Linked DNA regions of Homo sapiens: region 1 is linked to region 2. A link is an interaction called in ENCODE POLR2A ChIA-PET data of the cell type or tissue named here. Cell type or tissue: B cell. All regions are shown on one strand. Each heading gives the region's core, and the rest is flanking DNA. Links, peaks and the distances in the headings are about the cores only. Region 1 overlaps DRAXIN (dorsal inhibitory axon guidance protein). Region 2 has its middle 16 kb from the start of LINC01647.

Region 1 (8,326 bases), core at 3,030-7,029, 100 kb before region 2:
CAAGTAGCTGGGACTACAGCCATGTGCCACCACACCCGGCTAATTTTTGTATTTTTAGTAGAGACGGGGTTTTACTGTGTTGGCCAGGCTGGTCTCAAACTCCTGACCTCATGATCCACCTGCCTTGGCCTCCCAAGGTGCTGGGATTACAAGCGTGAGCCACCGTGCCCGGCCAGAGGGGACATTTGTTTCTGTGACTACTTAAAACTAATGAGGGCTGACTCTGAACGATTTGTCCCGATGGCACAGAATTCAATCTTACAGCGGCATCCCTTGCTGACACTTATGGACTCCAGCCAGCCTCCATAAATACTCCTTGAGCTTTAAAACACAGGAAATCATGCCTGATGTTCCGGCTGCTCTGCCACCTCATCAGGGTCCTATGAAAATTACTGCCGGTTAAGAATGATCCCCGCCAGGCCTTCCCAGACATGTGGCAATAGTGCCCTGTCCCTCCAGAGACCCTTGTGCTCAGAGAACCCATCAGAATGCCCTATGGAACCTTTGGTGATTGTAGAAAAGGCAGAAAAGGAAATTGCCTGTGCCCTGTTGGAGTCCAGGAAGCTGTGGCTGTGTTAGAAACCACCCAGAACACAAGCGGAAGTAAGAGGCTATTGCCCAAGAGGAAGGAGAGGCACTTCAGCTACTCTCAAATTCTGACCTATGGTATTTCCTTCAACCCCTGCTGCATACAGCAGCAATCCTCTTATTTTATTGTGTGCGTGTGCACGCACATGTGCAGGTGTGTGTGTGTGTGCATGTGTGTAGGTGTGCATGGGCATGTGCATGGGTGTGCATGTGCGGTGGTGTGTGTGTGTGCATGTGTGTAGGTGTGCATGGGCATGTGCATGGGTGTGCATGTGTGTGGGTGTGGGTGTCTGCATGTGCGGGTGCGTGTGTGTGCGTGTGCATGTATGTGTGGGTGCGTGTGTGTGTGTGCATGTGCATGCTCACGTGCTTTCCTCAACTCTGAGCATCTTGTTCAGAGATCAACTCCAGCCCCTGGCCCAGGCCCTGCACGGAGCGAGTTTCAATGTGTGCTGCTTGCCTCCCGCCTCCCATGGCCTGTCCTGGTTGTGTCATAACTTCAGGCTGCTTCCTCCTCCTCTCTTCGTTCTCCCATTTTTCCACGTGGATGCTGCTGGAATTCCAAGGGAGGCGTTGGAGGGCTCTGGCTGAATCTGAGTGATGGCTCAGATACACACATGAGGCCTGTTGTGGTCACTGAGCCCGACGGCCCGAGACGCCTATCTGCCATGGGGTTTATCTTTGGTGTTTGCTTTCACTGCTTTCAGGCCTCACTGGCGGTGGCTTTCACGTCTGACTCTGCTGCAGGCTCTTCGAGGTCTCATCTTCCTTGCAGGGGGCCAGTGGCCACAGGGAGAGAGAAGAGAAGAACGAGGAAGTGGGTGGGGGAGGGGAGGGTGCTTCCACTGGCTCTCTGGAAGGAATCCAGCCCTCTTCCTCTCTGGGAAGCCGGCCTGAAGGTGAATCCAACTTCGGTCCTGGCAGCCCCCTGCCTGACAGCGGCCTCGATGGGTCCTAAATGAGTGGCACAGTGCCTGTGAGGTGGGAGTAGGGGTGAGATCAGTGATCAGCTCCTAGTAGGTGCTCAGTAAACTTCAGGTATTTGAGAGGCAACACGGGGTCATGGACATGATCAGGTTTTGGAGTCAGGCAGACCTGGGGGAGGCCTCTCCAGCACCACTTTGGGCAAGTGGCCTTAATTCCTTTGTGCTTCCATTTTCATGCTTGGCAAAAGAAGGTCTAACAGTTCCCAGTTACGCAAGAGGAGGGGCGCCTCACGCCGTCAATGGAGGCCAGGGCTGTGTCTGGAGGAAGGTGTTCCCTCTGTACACAGGTATTCTGCTCTGTGCCAGGCGCTGACACAGGTCAAGGTCGGGATGCACAGTGCCAGTTCAAGACCACAGCATATAGCGCCGTCCAATTGTGCCCTTGCCGCAGTGCCTAATCGCCAGCAGGGACAGAGCCCAGGCTCCTGACTGTGGTTCCCCAGTGCAAACGTGTGAGTTTCAGGATATGCCATCGTGTGTTGGGGGAGGTGTGATGAAGGGACAGGGGCAGCTCTGTTTTGTCATTTGCTGACCCAGTCAGGCATCCATTCATATCGCTCCTCACCCGATCCCTCCCCACCCCATCCCACCCCAAATTGCAATTTCATGTCCTAACACTGGGTAGACACTGGTCTGGGCCCACCACAGCATGTGTGTCCATGTTCATGACCAGGGTTGGCCACCGCTACACTGAGGCTCAAGCTGCCAAACAGAGTGAGGAAGCCCAGAGCTTCATGACCCGCCACGGTCAACTCTGTCGCACGTCCAGTCACCGGGATCTGAGCTGGGGAGCTGAGCTCCAGAAAGCTCCATGATGGTCAATTTCGTGTGTCAGCTTGGGCAAGTTCTAGTATCCAAGGTTTCAGTCAAAAAAGAATGTAGGTGTGTGTGAGGGCATCTGCAGTCAGTTGGCTTGAAGGAAAGGAGGGTACCCCTGAGAATGTGGTGGGCCTCATCCTATCAGTTGAAGGCCTTAAGAACAAAAACTGAGGTCTTGGGAGAAGAAATTCAGCCTCAAGACTGCAGCATTAACTCCTGCCTGAGTTTCTGGCTTGCCTGCCTGTCCTACTAATTACAGACTTGCCAGCCCCTACAATCATGGGAGCCAATTCCATAAAATAAATCTCTTTATATACAGTCATGCATTGCTTAACAGCAGGAATACATTCTGAGAAATGTGTCATTAGACAATTTCATTGATGGGCAAACATCATAGCATTACACACTGCAAACATCATAGTGTGTACTCACACAAACCTAGATGGTGAAGCCTCCCACACACCTAGGCTCTCTGAGATAGCCTGTTGCTCCTGGGCCACAGACTTGCACAGTATGTTACTGTACTGAATACTGCAGACAACTGTGACACAATGATGAGTATTTGTGTATCTAAACATATCTAGACATAGAAAAGGTACAGTAAAAGTATGGTATTAGAATCTTATGGCATGGTGGCTCATTACAGGCATGGTGGCTCATGCCTGTAATCCCAGCACTTTGGGAGACTGAGGCAGAGGATCACTGAGGCCAGGAGTTTGAGACCAGCCTGGGCAACATAGCGAGACCCCGTCTCTACAAAAAATACAATAATTAACCAGGCTAATTACTGTATTTATAATACAATAATTATTATTGCATTAATAATACAAAACTTCGGAGGCCGAGGCAGGAGGATCATTTGAGCCCAGGAGTTTGAGGCTGCAATGAACCATGATTGTGCCACTAGACATAGTGTCATGACTGTGCGCAACCTAGACGTAAAGCCAGATTCTGTCTCAAAAACAAAACAAAACAATCTTATGAGACCACTGTTGTATGTGTGGTCTGTCATTGACTGAAATGTTTATATGGTACATGACTGTGTGTATACACACACACACACACACACACATGAGATATATAAATACATAGATATTTTAAGATATATAAATAATATCCAATTGTTTCTGTTTCTCTGGAGAACCCTGACTGATCCACCCCAGTGCAGCCATCTGCCCTCCACCAAGGGCTGCACCCAGGCTGCTGGCACTGAGAGCTGACATCCTGTGGCCTTGGGCTTGACTGCCCTAACCCCTTATCTCAGCACTGTTCTGACCTTTATTAGTAGAAATGGGATCCAGTGGACATCCCAGGACAGAGGGGTTTGGCTTTTAGATGGCCAGCATGCCTTTCTGTAACCTTTGACCCAGGGGTCAGTAGTACAGACTGGGGTCAGCAAGCTACAGCTCCTGGACCAAATCTGGCCCGCTACCCTTTTGTGTAAATAAAGTTTTATTGGAACGCTGCTGTGCTCACTCATTTGCATGCATCTGTTTCTGTGTGATCCATGGCTGCTTTCATACGACGATGGCAGAGTTGAGTAGTGGGCAGAGAGGGTATGACTTGCAAAGTCTCTTGGAGGGGTACAGGCCTTCTGGGCTCAGCTCCTCAGAACCATCCCCCGTGGGAGCTCCTCCAGCCACCTGGGGCTGTGTGGGGAGGACTGTGAGTTCTCAGAAGATTTGGTGCAGCAGCTCTCAGACTTGAGTTTCAGTTGTGCAGATTCCCAAGCCCATGCCTGGAATTCTGAGTCAGAGGCCCAGGTGGGGCTCAGAAACCTGGGCTTGCCGTCCACAGGATTCTGATGCTGGGGGTCCGAGGACCCATGTTTTAGGAAACCCTGGATTTGGGAAGCCTGATTTTCCCTGTCCTGGCTAGGCAGAGACGTCTCTGCAGATACGGACACCAGGCTCTCAGGGCGCCCCATCTCTGTGGTCACCACGGCCCCCAGGGGTGTCTGGGCCCCACCTTGGCTTTAGGATCAAGGTCACTGGGAGACATAACAGCCTGCCCGAGGAAGCCCTGGTCAGCAGAGCTGGGCGGCACTGGCTGGAACTGCCACCACGATAAGAGATGTCCTTCCTGGTGCCAAGCCAGGCCACCCCCTCACCAGTTCATGCCCTTTCCCAAGATGGCAACTGACCCTGCCCCAGCCCTGGCTTCTGTTGAGCTGCCTTGTCCTTTCTTATCTTGCAGGAGTCCCGCTTCTGCTCTTCTCTGCACTCGGCCACCTTGGCTCGGAAGGAAGCTGCTGGGGACCGGCCTGCTGCAACCCACCTCAGAATCTCTTTCGGACCTCAGCTGCCCCAACCCTAAAATGGGTAGGGAGATAAAAATCTGGGACTCCGGCCAGGTGCGGTGGCTCATGCCTGTAATCCCAGCACTTTGGGAGGCCGAGGTGGGTGGATCACTTGAGGTCAGGAGTTTGAGACCAGCCTGGCCAACATGGTGAAATCCCGTCTGTACTAAAAATACAAAAAGTAGCCTGGCGTGGTGGCACACGTTTGTAATCCCAGCTACTCGGGAGGCTGAGGCAGGAGAATTGCTTGAACCTGGGGGGCAGAAGTTGCAGTGAGCCGAGACCGTGCCACTTTACTCCAGCATGGGTGACAGAGCAAGACTCTGTCTAAAAAAAAAAAAACAACAAAAAAATCTGAGACTCGCAGTCAAGAGGTCTGGCTGAGGGATTATGATGAGGACCAGGCGAGGGCAGGGGTCCTGTCTGCCTTGTTTGCTGCTTAGCTCAGGGCAAATGCTCAGTCCAGTGTGTTGAGAAGTCATAGGTGGAATACCAGGCTAAGGATCCCCTCCAAATGCCCCTGTAGAGCTCACTACCAGCACAGACAGACCGTCTCCTGGAGGAACAAAGAGAGACACCAGGTGGGCTTTTTAACCATCGTCTCTTTATTTACAGCTCAAGAGCACATGCAACATGACATCATGAAACTACAAGGGCGTGGCACTTCCCCCTCCCCCTGCCGCTCCCCAACTTTAAAAAGGAAGTACAGCACCCTAGGAAGTTGCCTAAGAGTCAGAAAACCCTACACTGAGGGTCCCAGGCCGAGGTGCTCCATTCATTGCCTCCAAAAATAAAGACCAGTTGCAGCCCAGGAGGCTTGGGCCTCAGAGCCTGGGAGTTTGTCATTGCTGGTAATTAGCTACGCAAAACAGGTCTCGGATTTGCCAGCTCACACCTGAATACAAATAGCCCGAATTATCCGAATGTCCCTGACCACCCCACATTTCTGTTTTCCCCGTCGTATCCTAGACCTGTGATTCTCAAATTTGATCGTGCCCAAGAATGACCTGGAGAACTTGTGAAAAGCCAAATGGCTGGGCCCCACCCCCAGAGATTCTGGCTCAGTAGGCGTGGGGTGGTGGGGCCCAAGAATCTACATTTCTTTTTGTTTTTTTTGTCTTTTTTTGAGACAAGGTCTCGCTGTATTGCCTAAGCTGGAGTGCAGTGGTGCGATCATGGCTCACTGCAGCCTCAACCTCTTGGGCTCAAGCGATCCTCCCACCTCAGCCTGGAGAATAGCTGGGACTACAGGTGTGCACCACCATGCCCGGCTAATTTTGTTATTTTTTGCAGAGATGAGGTCTCCCTATGTTGCCTAGGCTAAGATTCTGCATTTCTACCAAGCTCCCAGGTGCTGTTACTGGCCCGGGACCGTAATCTTGAGTGTCTAAGGTCTAGAAAGCCTCTTGCACCCAGAAGTGACCCAGCCATGGATCCTGTATCAGACTGCTTGTTCTGACTTAGAATTCAGAAAATACACTCCCTGCAATATAAACCCCTGGTTCTGCAAACTGCCCTTCCCAGGAAAGGCAACCGTCCCTGCTAACCTCCTCCCCAGGAAACACACACAGTCACCATTGCCTGTCAGAGTGAAGACTATCACAGAGGTGACAGGGCTCAGTCCAACCCCGTGAAACCCCCAGTGAGGAGCCACAGTGGTTTGCTTCTCTGGCCTCTCCACTGTCTCTCCTAGCACCATTTTCCTGGCTGTTCTGTTGTTTTATAAACCGGTTCCTTGCAGGTTTCAGGTATGCTGTCTCTCCAGCTGCAGAGTGAGCCCCACGGCAGGGGCCGTGTGCCCACCACCTCAATGTTAGGTTTTGTTGGGTGGGTTGAATATGGCTTGAAATAAGGACCCACCTCCAGCAGCTCAGTGGTAGAAGGGGTTGTGGCTTTAGGATTTACTTTGTGGCTTGGTCACTCCTCAAGGGGCTGTGAAGCTGTCATTTTCCCACAAGCCTTGGCCCTCATGTCATTGCATGCTCAGCCTATTCCCAGCAGGCATGGAAACCACTCTTGGTGTCTCCAGACAAACTACGGAAAGGCAGCCCTGTGGGAACAGCAGGTATTCCTGGGATCCGCGGTGAGACTCCAGCTGGAGGAGTGCAGGAGGGTTCAGGCCACGGGCCCAGCAGCTACTGGTTGCCACCTGGCCTCCTGCTCAGCTCCCCCACTCCACCCAGGGTATCATTTTAGACTCCAGCACCCATTTTATTGCAAAGCCACTTACTCCTCCAGCCCTGCCTCGGTGCCTGGAATCTGCACATGCTGCCAAGGGCTGAGGCCAGAACAGTTTTCCAAACCTCTCTGACCATGGAACCGTACCCTGACCCTTTCTAATAGAGCATCTCATGGTCCCAGTGTTCTATGGAACACACTTTGGGGAAGGAGCTTGAATGGTGACTTAGAAATGATCTCAGAGTATGTGATGGGTCATTGTCAAAGAACCGACATCTAAAATTCTCCTAGAATAACAAATTAGCTAACACTGGAGGTTTATTAGGTGCTAGGCACTGTTCTAAACACCTTATAAGAATTCTGCGTTCACAGGCCAGGCATGCTGGCTCATGCCTGTAATCCCAGCACTTTGGGAGGCTGAGACGGGGGGATCACCTGAGGTCAGGAGTTTGAGACCAGCCTGGCCAACATGGTGAAACCCCATCTCTACTAAAAATACAAACAGTAACCGGGCGTGGTGATGCTTGCCTATAATCCCAGGTACGCGAGAGGCTGAGGCGGGAGAATCACTTGTACCCAGGAGGCAGAGGTCGCAGTGAGCCGAGATCGTGCCACTGCACTCCAGCCTGGGCAACAAGAGTGAAACTCTGTCTCAAAAGAAAAAAAAAAAAAAAGAAGTATGCATTCACTACTCACAACAACCCTATGAAGGGAGAGTTATTATTCCCATTTTACAGATGAAAAAATCAAGGCACAGAGACCTTAAGAAACTTTCCTAAGGTTGCCAAAGCTGTGAGAGGTGGAATAGGTGGATTTAACACCAGCCACACTGCTACAGATGGAAGGGGAGAGCAGAGACTCTCCGCCCCAGCTGCACCTGAAGTTACCTGGGAGAAAAACTATGAAGCCCAGACCAAACAAAACAGAAGCTTTGTGGGTGGGCCCCAGGCCTGTGAATGTTCCTGGATTATTGCAACGTGCAGCCAGCGTTGAGAGTGAGCAGGCTTGAGCAGGGGTTGGCAAACCGTGACCCTCAGGCCAAATCTGCCCCACTGCCTGGTTTTGCGCAGTTGGCAAGCAAAGAGCAGTTTTTGCACTTTTAAATGGTTTTAGAAAATTAAACTAATAATATTTTATGGCCAGGTGCGGTGGCTCACACCTGTAATCCCAGCATTTTGGGAGGCTGAGGCGGGCGGATCACCTGAGGTCAGAAGTTTGAGACCAGCCTGGCCAACATGGTAAAACCTTATCTCTACTAAAAATACAAAAATTAACCAGGTGTGGTGGCACATGCCTGTAGTCACAGCTACTTGGGAGGCTGAGGCAGGAGAATTGCTTGAACCTGGGATGAAGAGGTTGCAGTGAGCTGAGACTGAGCCACTGCATTCCAGCCTGGGCAGCAGAGCAAAACTCCATCTCCAAAAAAAAAAAAAAGGAAAGAGAGAATAATATTTTG
Region 2 (8,326 bases), core at 2,155-6,154:
AGCCGGGTCCTGTCCTTGGGAGCATAAGTGGTGTTTCCTTTTCCATCTTTCTGCTCCCACCCAGGAGGCAAGACTGTTATGAGCTCTGGCTGGGGGCGGGAATAGATCTCTACATTCCCTGTCCTGCCCCCTCTCCCACTCCCGTCCCCACCCCATCCCACATTGGCCCAGATGGTTGAGCAAGATAACTCAGTCCCTTAATGCTGCAGTGATATTTCCCAACGTTGTCCCAGGACTCCTCTGCAAAAGCAGAGGAGTTTCCTTCTCCTGGGTGGGAGAAGGAAACTCTTACTTTTTCAACCCCAACTCTTGTCCGGCCCTTCACCAAGGCTACTTACGTTATCCCATTTAACCCCCATTGTACAGAGGAGGAGATGTGCCCAGGGTCACGCCACAAGCGGCGGTGTGCTGCAGTGGGCTATAGCCGTATGCCTCTCTTCCCAACTTGGCCTTCGATGACTTCAGGTTGGTGGTGTGAAATTGACTGCAGTGGGAGTATTTATACCATGGGAATGGGCAGGTGCTGTGAAATTGACCGCAGTGGGAGTATTTATACCATGGGAATGGGCAGGTGCTGTGAAATTGACTGCAGTGGGAGTATTTATACCATGGGAATGGGCAGGTGCTGTCAATCAGGGGGTTTCCTCTTTGCAGGGCTATCTCAGCATGGACCAGTGCACCACTGCACCCAGATGCTTTGACTGATGCTCTTCTCTGGAGCAGCAGCAGAGGATGGCTGTCACATTGGAGCAGCAAAAGATGTCTCTGCTGCTGGGAAGCGGTTGCTTGTTGTGGAAGAACTGAGGAATAGTAACATGAATTCCCATTGGAGAGTTAAGAGTTTTCAACCCCTGCGTGGCCACTTTTTAACATCACAGGTGGCTTTAACAGTCGGGTGTGGTGCCCTGCCACCCTTCCCTCCCATACCCAGGTTGATGGTGGAGCTAAGGCCTTGTTGCTAATTGAGGTCTCACTCAAGGTTAATAGGTGCTTTTATTGGTGTGAGTGATAGCTTTTCACTGGGCTCTGAGAACATGGCAGGAATCTGGTCAGGGGGCAGTGCACTGAACACCCCCCCCACAAGAGATAAACACATATGTGTCCTCTAGGATGCATTTTTTCTATGCTAGTGTCTTTTTTTTTCTTTGCTCATCCTTCTGATCTCAGCTTAAACATCGTGCCCTCAAGGAGACCCTGACCATCCTATCTTTTATTTATTTATTTATTTTTTGAGACGGAGTCTTGCTCTGTAGCCCAAGCTGGAGTGCAGTGGCGTGATCTCGGCTCACTGCAAACTCCGCCTCCCGGGTTCATGCCATTCTCCTGCCTCAGCCTCTGGAGTAGCTGGGACTACAGGTGCCCGCCACCACACCTGGCTAATTTTTTTGTATTTTTAATAGAGATGGGGTTTCACCTGTGTTAGCCAGGATGGTCTCGATCTCCTGACCTCGTGACTCACCCGCCTCGGCCTCCCAAAGTGCTGGGATTACAGGTGTGAGCCACCACGCCCGGTGACCCTGACCATCCTATCTATGGTATGTTTCTCTGCCCTACAGTTCTCTTTTAGTTTATTTTCTGTTGACGTACCTCTTTGTCTATTTCTTTCACTAGACTACAACGTCCATGAGTGGAAAACTGAGGCAAGAGAGGCTTAGTTCTTTTTTTTTTTGAGACGGAGTCTCGCTGTGTCACCCAGGCTGGTATGCAGTGGTGTGATCTCAGCTCACCACAACCTCCACCTTCTGGGTTCAAGTGATTCTTGTGCTTCAGCCTCCCGAGTAGCTGGGATTACAGGTGTGTGCCACCATGCCTGCCTAATTTTTGTATTTGTAGTAGAGATGTGGTTTTGTCATGTTGCCCAGGCTAGTCTCGAACTCCTGACCTCAGGTGATCCGCCTACTTTGGCCTCTCAAAGAGCTGGGATTACAGGCAATTTGCAACTTCTTATGCTTCCTGTTCATCCTCTCCTCCCTGTGGCTTTCTGGTGCTTGATCTGGGAAGACTTTACCCCTGGCTGATTTCTCCCTAATACACCCGCCTATCAGATGCCAGATGAGGGGGTTTGAGGCCAGGGTTAGGTCTCTGAACTTGGACTCAGAGCCCTGATTCTGCACGCTGGTTTTGGTGCTTACTGGCCATGGGGCCACAGGGAGAGGACAGAAAGGACAGCCTGGAACAGAAGCTGCAGAAGGAAATGGCATCCACTCCCCACTGGGCCCTACCCCAGCCCTCTGTAGCTCCTTTCTCCCAGGGACAATTTCACAGCCACTCTAAAGCTTTCCTGCCTTTAAAAAAACTTACTTTTCATGTTATAAAAATAATGCTTTCCGGCCGGGTAAGGTGGCTCACATCTGTAACCCCAGCACTTTGGGAGGCTGAGGTGGGTAGATCACCTGAGGTCAGGAGTTCAAGACCAGCCTGACCAACATAGCGAAACCCTGTCTCTCTTAAAAATACAAAAATTAGCCGGGCGTGGTGGCGAATGCCTGTAATCCCAGCTACTCATGAGGCTGAGGCAGGAGAAATCGCTTGAACCCGGGGAGTGGAGGTTGCAGTGAGCCGAGATCGCTCCATTTCACTGTAGCCTGGGCGTAAAAGCGACACTCTGTCTCAAAAGAAAAAAAAAAATGCTTTCCATTGCAGAAAATTTAGAAAATACAGAACAATAGTAAGGCAAAATAAAAGACATCTTTTAGACAAGGAAGAACCATGTTGACTTTCCTCCTTTCTTGTGCTGGATTAGCTCCGCCCACCTAAGCCCAAGACTCTGCCTCCTCTGGTAATTATAAGTAGCATTAAAACTGCCTCCGGGACCAAGTTATTACTTCCAAGAATAATAGTCTATGTTACTACAAGAAACTAATTAACAGCATGCAATGAGGGGGAAAAATTCAATTAATTAGTGGCTTAATAAGTGCTCACAATGACTCTGGGCTTGGCTTGGGCGTTGGGATGGGAGGGATGGAGACCCCCAGAGGGCTAGGCATGGGGGGCTGCAGAGGTGGGGCAGAGCACAGGGCTTGGGAATGGGCGGGGTCCTGTAGGAACCTGAGAAGCCCAGAGAGCCTAGTCAAAGAGGAAAGAAACCTGTTTGTTTCTGTTTCTGTCTGTTTTTTGCAGACCTCGTCCTGAGCTGAAGCTCTCAGCCTTACTGGTAACACTGGGTGGGGAGGGGTCCTTGGTCTGGTGTTGTCCCAACATGGTGGTTTGGCAGGTGCAGGGAAGTGAGGAAAGACTTGCTTTTTTCTGTCCTGCAGGCTGGAGGTGGGAAGGGGAGGTGAGCACACGGGTGCCCTCTTCTCTGTCACAGCCCCCGCCCACCCCACCCCTTGGGCTCTTCCCAACTCTCAGCCAGAGTCTTGGAGTCAGCTCTGACATTGCTCCTCCCCAAGCCCACCTCCCACCTGGCAGAAACTCTTGGGGCTGCTCCCTGCTAAGCGGTTCCCCTGCTTCCCTTCCTCACCCTCACCCCCATCCCACCATCTCCTCCACCACATCCTGAAGGGGAGACTCCTGCAGTGATCTGCCTGGCGCCCACCCCTTCTCCTCCAGCCCGTCCACCACCCGACAGCCACTGGGGACTGACGCCAGCACCACTGGGGAATAGGACGAGGTCAGGCCCCTACTTTGAGCCACGAAGCCCCAGCTGGACTGGCACCAGCTCCTCTTCCAGGCTCTCTGTGGCCCCAACACCACATCTGCTTTGAGTTATTTGAATGAGACTAATGCGGAGTTGCCAAACACCGATGGCTCTCAGGGCTTGGGGCCTTCTATTGCACAGATCCCTTCCGAGGCCCTGAGAGGGGCCTTAGCCTCATGTCCACACGCTTATGTGTGTTTGTAAAATTTGCAGATGTAGATGATGTGAACTGCAGTCCATGAAGACCGACCATACTATTGTCTCTGTCCACTCAGACTTCCCGCCTCCGCAAAGTGATCAGATGAAACGGGATTGATCAGAATGCCTGCATTTGGAGGTGCGTTCGTTTCTGACAGCCTCTGTAACAAACAATCACAAATGCAGTGGCTTCGGCAACACAAATGGACTAATTCACGGCTCTGCAGGTCAGAAGTCCAAAGTGGGTCTCCCTGGGCCAAAATCAAGGTGCATTCCCTTTCGGAGGCTTTAAAAGGAAATTCACGTCCATGCATTTTCCAGCTTCCAGAGGCTGCCCGCATTCCTTGGTGTGTGGCCCCGACCCTCATCTATGTTGAACTGGGTCCTTCTCACACTGCTCTGTCTCTGATTCTCCCTCTTATCTCTTCCGCCTTTTTTTTTGTTTTGTTTTTTTGAGACAGAGTCTTGCTCTGTTGCTCAGGCTGGAGTGCAGTGGCAGGATCTCGGCTCACTGTATCCTCCACCTCCCAGGTTCAAGCAATTCTTACGCCTCAGCCTCCTGAGTAGCTGGGATTACAGGTGTGAGCCACCATGCCCAGCTAATTTTTGTATTTTTAGTAGAGATGAGGTTTTGCTATATTGGCCAGCCTCAAACTCCTGGCCTCAAGTGATCCGCCTGCCTTGGCCTCCCAAAGTGCTGGGATTACAGGCATCAGCCACCGCACCCAGCCACCCTCTTCCACTTTTAAGGATCCTATGATGACTTTGGGCCCACCTGGCTCATCCAGGATAATCTCCCTATTTTAAAGTCAGCTGATGAGCAGCTTCAACTCCCTTTGCCATGTAACCTAATATAGTCACAGGGGATTGGGGCATAGACAGTTTTGGGGGGCTATTATTCTGCCAGCCACAGTAAGGCACAAACCTGTCGCAGCTCTACAGACAATAAATGTGTGTGTGTGTGTGTGAGTGTGTGTTAAGACACATGTTTTGTGCATCCTACATAACAAAATACATTTATTATATATGTATGTATATATACACATATGTGTCTGTGTATATGAATGTATGTATATATATATTTTCTTTTTTTGAGACAGGATCTTGCTTTGTTGCCCAGGCTGGAGTGCAGTGGCACAGTCATGGCTCACTGCAGCCTTGATCTCTCATGCCCAAATGATCTTCCCACCTCAGCCTCCCAAGTATAATATTAATAGCTGGGATCACAGGAGTGTGCCATCACACCTGGCTAATTTGTATGTGTATATTTCACTCAGCCATGCTGGAGGAATTATCTATCTTCTCTCTAGAAAATGATATTACAAAATCTTGACAGTTAAAGGGGGAATCCAAAAAGAACATGCAGCCAAAAATGAAAGAAAAAAATATGTGTGTTGAGCAGTTAATGAAAATATATTTTAAAATGTATTTTAAATGTAATTTGTAACACTTTTTCCTTCTAAATAAGCATGAACTTTCATGCCTAATTTTACATTCTTTTAAAAAAGTCCAGTGGGGTGTGGTGTCTCATGCCTATAATCTCAGCACTTTGAGAGGCCGAGGCAAGAGGGTCGCTTGAGCTCAGGAGCTCAAGACCAGCCTGGACAATATAGTGAGACCCCAATCTACAAAAAATTTTTAAAAAATGTAGCCAGGTGTAGCAGTGCACGCTTGTAGTCCCAGCTACTCAGGAGGCTGAGGTGGGAGGATCTCTTGAGACTGGGAGGTCAAGGCTGCAGTGAGCCGTGATCGTGCCACTGCACTTCAGCCTGGGTAGAGTGAGACCTCGTCTCAAAAAACCCGCAAACCACAACCTAGGATCCTCTGCTGCTCCCACCCCAGGGCCTTTGCACATGCTCTCATCTGTGTTGAGAGTGCTCCATGTCTCCTCCATTCTCTTCTCTTAGCTTAACCCTCAGACTTCAGCTCAAGCTTTAGTGCTCCACAAAAATCTTCTCTCTGGTCGGACACAGTGGTTCGCGCCTATAATCCCAGTACTTTGGGAGGCCAAGGTGGGCAGATCACATGAGGTCAGGAGTTTGGGACCAGCCTGGTCAACATGGTGAAACCCTGTCTCTACCAAAAATACAAAAATGAGCTGGGCACCTGTAATCCCAGCTACTCGGGAGGCTGAGGCAGGAGAATCGCTTGAACCCGGGAGGCAGAGGTTGCAGTGAGTTGAGATTGCGCCACTGCACTCCAGCCTGGGGGACAAGAGCGAAACTATGTCTCAAAAAAAAAAAAGAAATCTTCTCCTTTCATGTTCCCCCTTCCCCACAGTTGGTCTCCTGGACCTCTGATTTGTGGCCCCTCTGCAGTGATAACTCATGATTCGTGAACTTGCCTGCTGCTGTGTCCCCTGTTGGAATGCCAGCCCCGTGACCTTGCCTGTCTTGCTGCTGTTTTCCCCACTGATTGACACAGAGTCCAGCACACAGTAGGAACTCAATAAATTACAGGCAAAATGAGAGGATGAGTACAAGGGTGGGTAAAAGGTGTTCTCAGGGTGGGAGGGGGGAGTACACCTGAATGCACGTACCCATCCCAGGTCTCACTGCTCGCATGTGCTAGAGCTGGGATTCAAACTCAGAACCTTCCCATGTCAAATGCGTCCCTTCCACCACCCTGTACATTTGAGGCCAATGGCCATTTAATGGATGCCCAAATGATGGATGGCAGAGGCGTGTGTCAGTAAATCCTAAGGCAGGAAGTTGGTGAAGGGCTAAGCTGGATTAAATGGTGGGGTGATAGGGAGCCACAGTGGGTTCTGGAGCACCACCGGTGGTCATGGCCTGTCCTTGGGTGAGTCTGCTCTGGAGAAGGGTCCCTGACCTGGCCCCAGTCAGCTGGGACCAGCAGCTGAAACTGCAGCCTGCCTGTCTGCACTGACCTGTCTTCCCATGGCCCCTCCGTTATGCCTACCAAAGCCAGTTGCTGTGGGCTGGCCATTTCCAGAGGGAGGCCAAGAAGGCGTTTATTGAATTTATGATTTTAATTTATTACAATTCTAATCCCATTATGGGTTCCTTTTTGTCTGCAGCCTGCACAGCAGTGGAGTTTAATTATGGCCAAGCAAGATTTCCCCTACTCAGGGGACCTTTCCTGCCAGTCCTGGTGGCCTCCTGATTGCTTCAGAGGTGGTGGTGGGAGGGTTAGGAGGTGCAGAGTGGAGAAGGAGAAGCTCACTGGTGCCCGGGAGTGGCAGGCTGCTGCAACCCTTCCTGCATTTGGCAGCTGTACTGTGCAGGATGTGTGGGGATGCCTAGTGAGTGACAATTAGGACTGTAGTAAGTGGCTGTGCTGGGCGAGCAGTGTGCAACCTGCACAGCTGTACAGACAGTCTTGGGTTATCCAGAGATAGGCAGGTCCTGGAAGTAGGAGGGAGGGGACCCTAAGGGTCCTGCCAGGGTGTGTGTATCAAAGGTTCCACAAAAATGACTGTCTGGGGTGGGTCTAAGACTCTACTGCCCACTCAGAAAAAGGAATGTCTTCCAGATGGTCGGGGTCCCCAGAGGGAGGCCTGAGCAGAGAGAATGGGTCACAGAGTGGAGAGAAAAACATGGTAAGACAGGGGTTGGGGTCAGGTGCTGCTGCCAGCTTTGCCAGGAGTCCCTGTGTGACCTTAGGTCACATTTAGCCTCTCTGGGATGCTCTTTCTTCTGTTGGGAAATAAGCAGAATACAGGCTCCACCTACCCCTGGAAGGACAGTGTAGCTGGGCCAGATGTGAAATGCAGGAGGTGGAACGAAGGGCCAGAATATCAGACAAGGAGGCTTAGGTGCAGCACAAAGCTAGGGCTCCTTGAGGCCCTGTGCCCAGGCAAAGGTGAGGGGGCTCAGACCTGGTTCTAGAGCTCAGGGACTGATGGAAGCATCAGGAATACTGGGAGGGCCAAACAGCCTTGGCCCGTGGTCAGGGAGCCCTCGGAAGTGAGAGCAGCCTCAGACATTGCAAAGAGAGACCCAGCATCTTGCCTCAGTTCCTTCATCCATAAAATGGGCACGGGAACAACCCCAGCCCTACCTCCCCGACAGGTAGGAAGGGGCATGCTGACCTTGTTGGCGGACAGGGCTTGATCACCGTTAGGCGTAGGACCAGGCAGACAGCAGCATTCCTAGCTCTCTGGGCCTCAGTATCCTCATCTGTAACTGACGGGTTAGAACCAAATGACCTCAAATAATCCTTTCAGCTTAGACATTTGCAGCGTTGGTGATTAAGCAGGGAAGGCTTCCTGGAGGAGTCAGTCTGTAGGAAAGGGAAGGGTCGAGCTTTCTGCAGATTTAGGCCCCAAATCCTGATTCCTGAAGAAGGAGATGAGAGTGAAGGAAGTATGAGGGAGGAGGCAGCATAGTGTAGAGGTTGACAACTCAGACACCCATAGGTGCAGAGCAAGTGACTTAAATGGGTGAGACAGACAGGGTGTAATATAACAGGGACTGGTGGGGGCTGTGGCAAATTGGAACAGCGCGTCCCACCTAAAGGGGCAGC

Evidence for each region. Peaks named below come from ENCODE experiments on the same cell type or tissue, not always from the same donor. Only the 100,000 strongest peaks of a DNase experiment are listed, where the experiment ranks them.
Region 1: POLR2A ChIA-PET joins it to region 2 with 9 read pairs; 3 of 35 experiments call an interaction of 5 or more read pairs at or near these places.

Annotation. Positions count from the first base shown.
Region 1 is chr1:11,722,808-11,731,133 of GRCh38, reverse strand. It overlaps DRAXIN (dorsal inhibitory axon guidance protein), which reads right to left. Exons shown (of 7, transcript NM_198545.4): 7 at 5,277-8,326. Among named protein-coding and RNA genes, the nearest start is that of AGTRAP, 9.2 kb to the left of the region's middle. RefSeq lists an enhancer at 3,935-4,922. In B cell, for the core only: no CTCF peak of the experiment used is centred there; a DNase peak (open chromatin) is centred at 5,343.
Region 2 is chr1:11,621,229-11,629,554 of GRCh38, reverse strand. No RefSeq gene overlaps it. Among named protein-coding and RNA genes, the nearest start is that of LINC01647, 16 kb to the right of the region's middle. In B cell, for the core only: no CTCF peak of the experiment used is centred there; no DNase peak of the experiment used is centred there; H3K27me3 peaks cover 1,465 bases.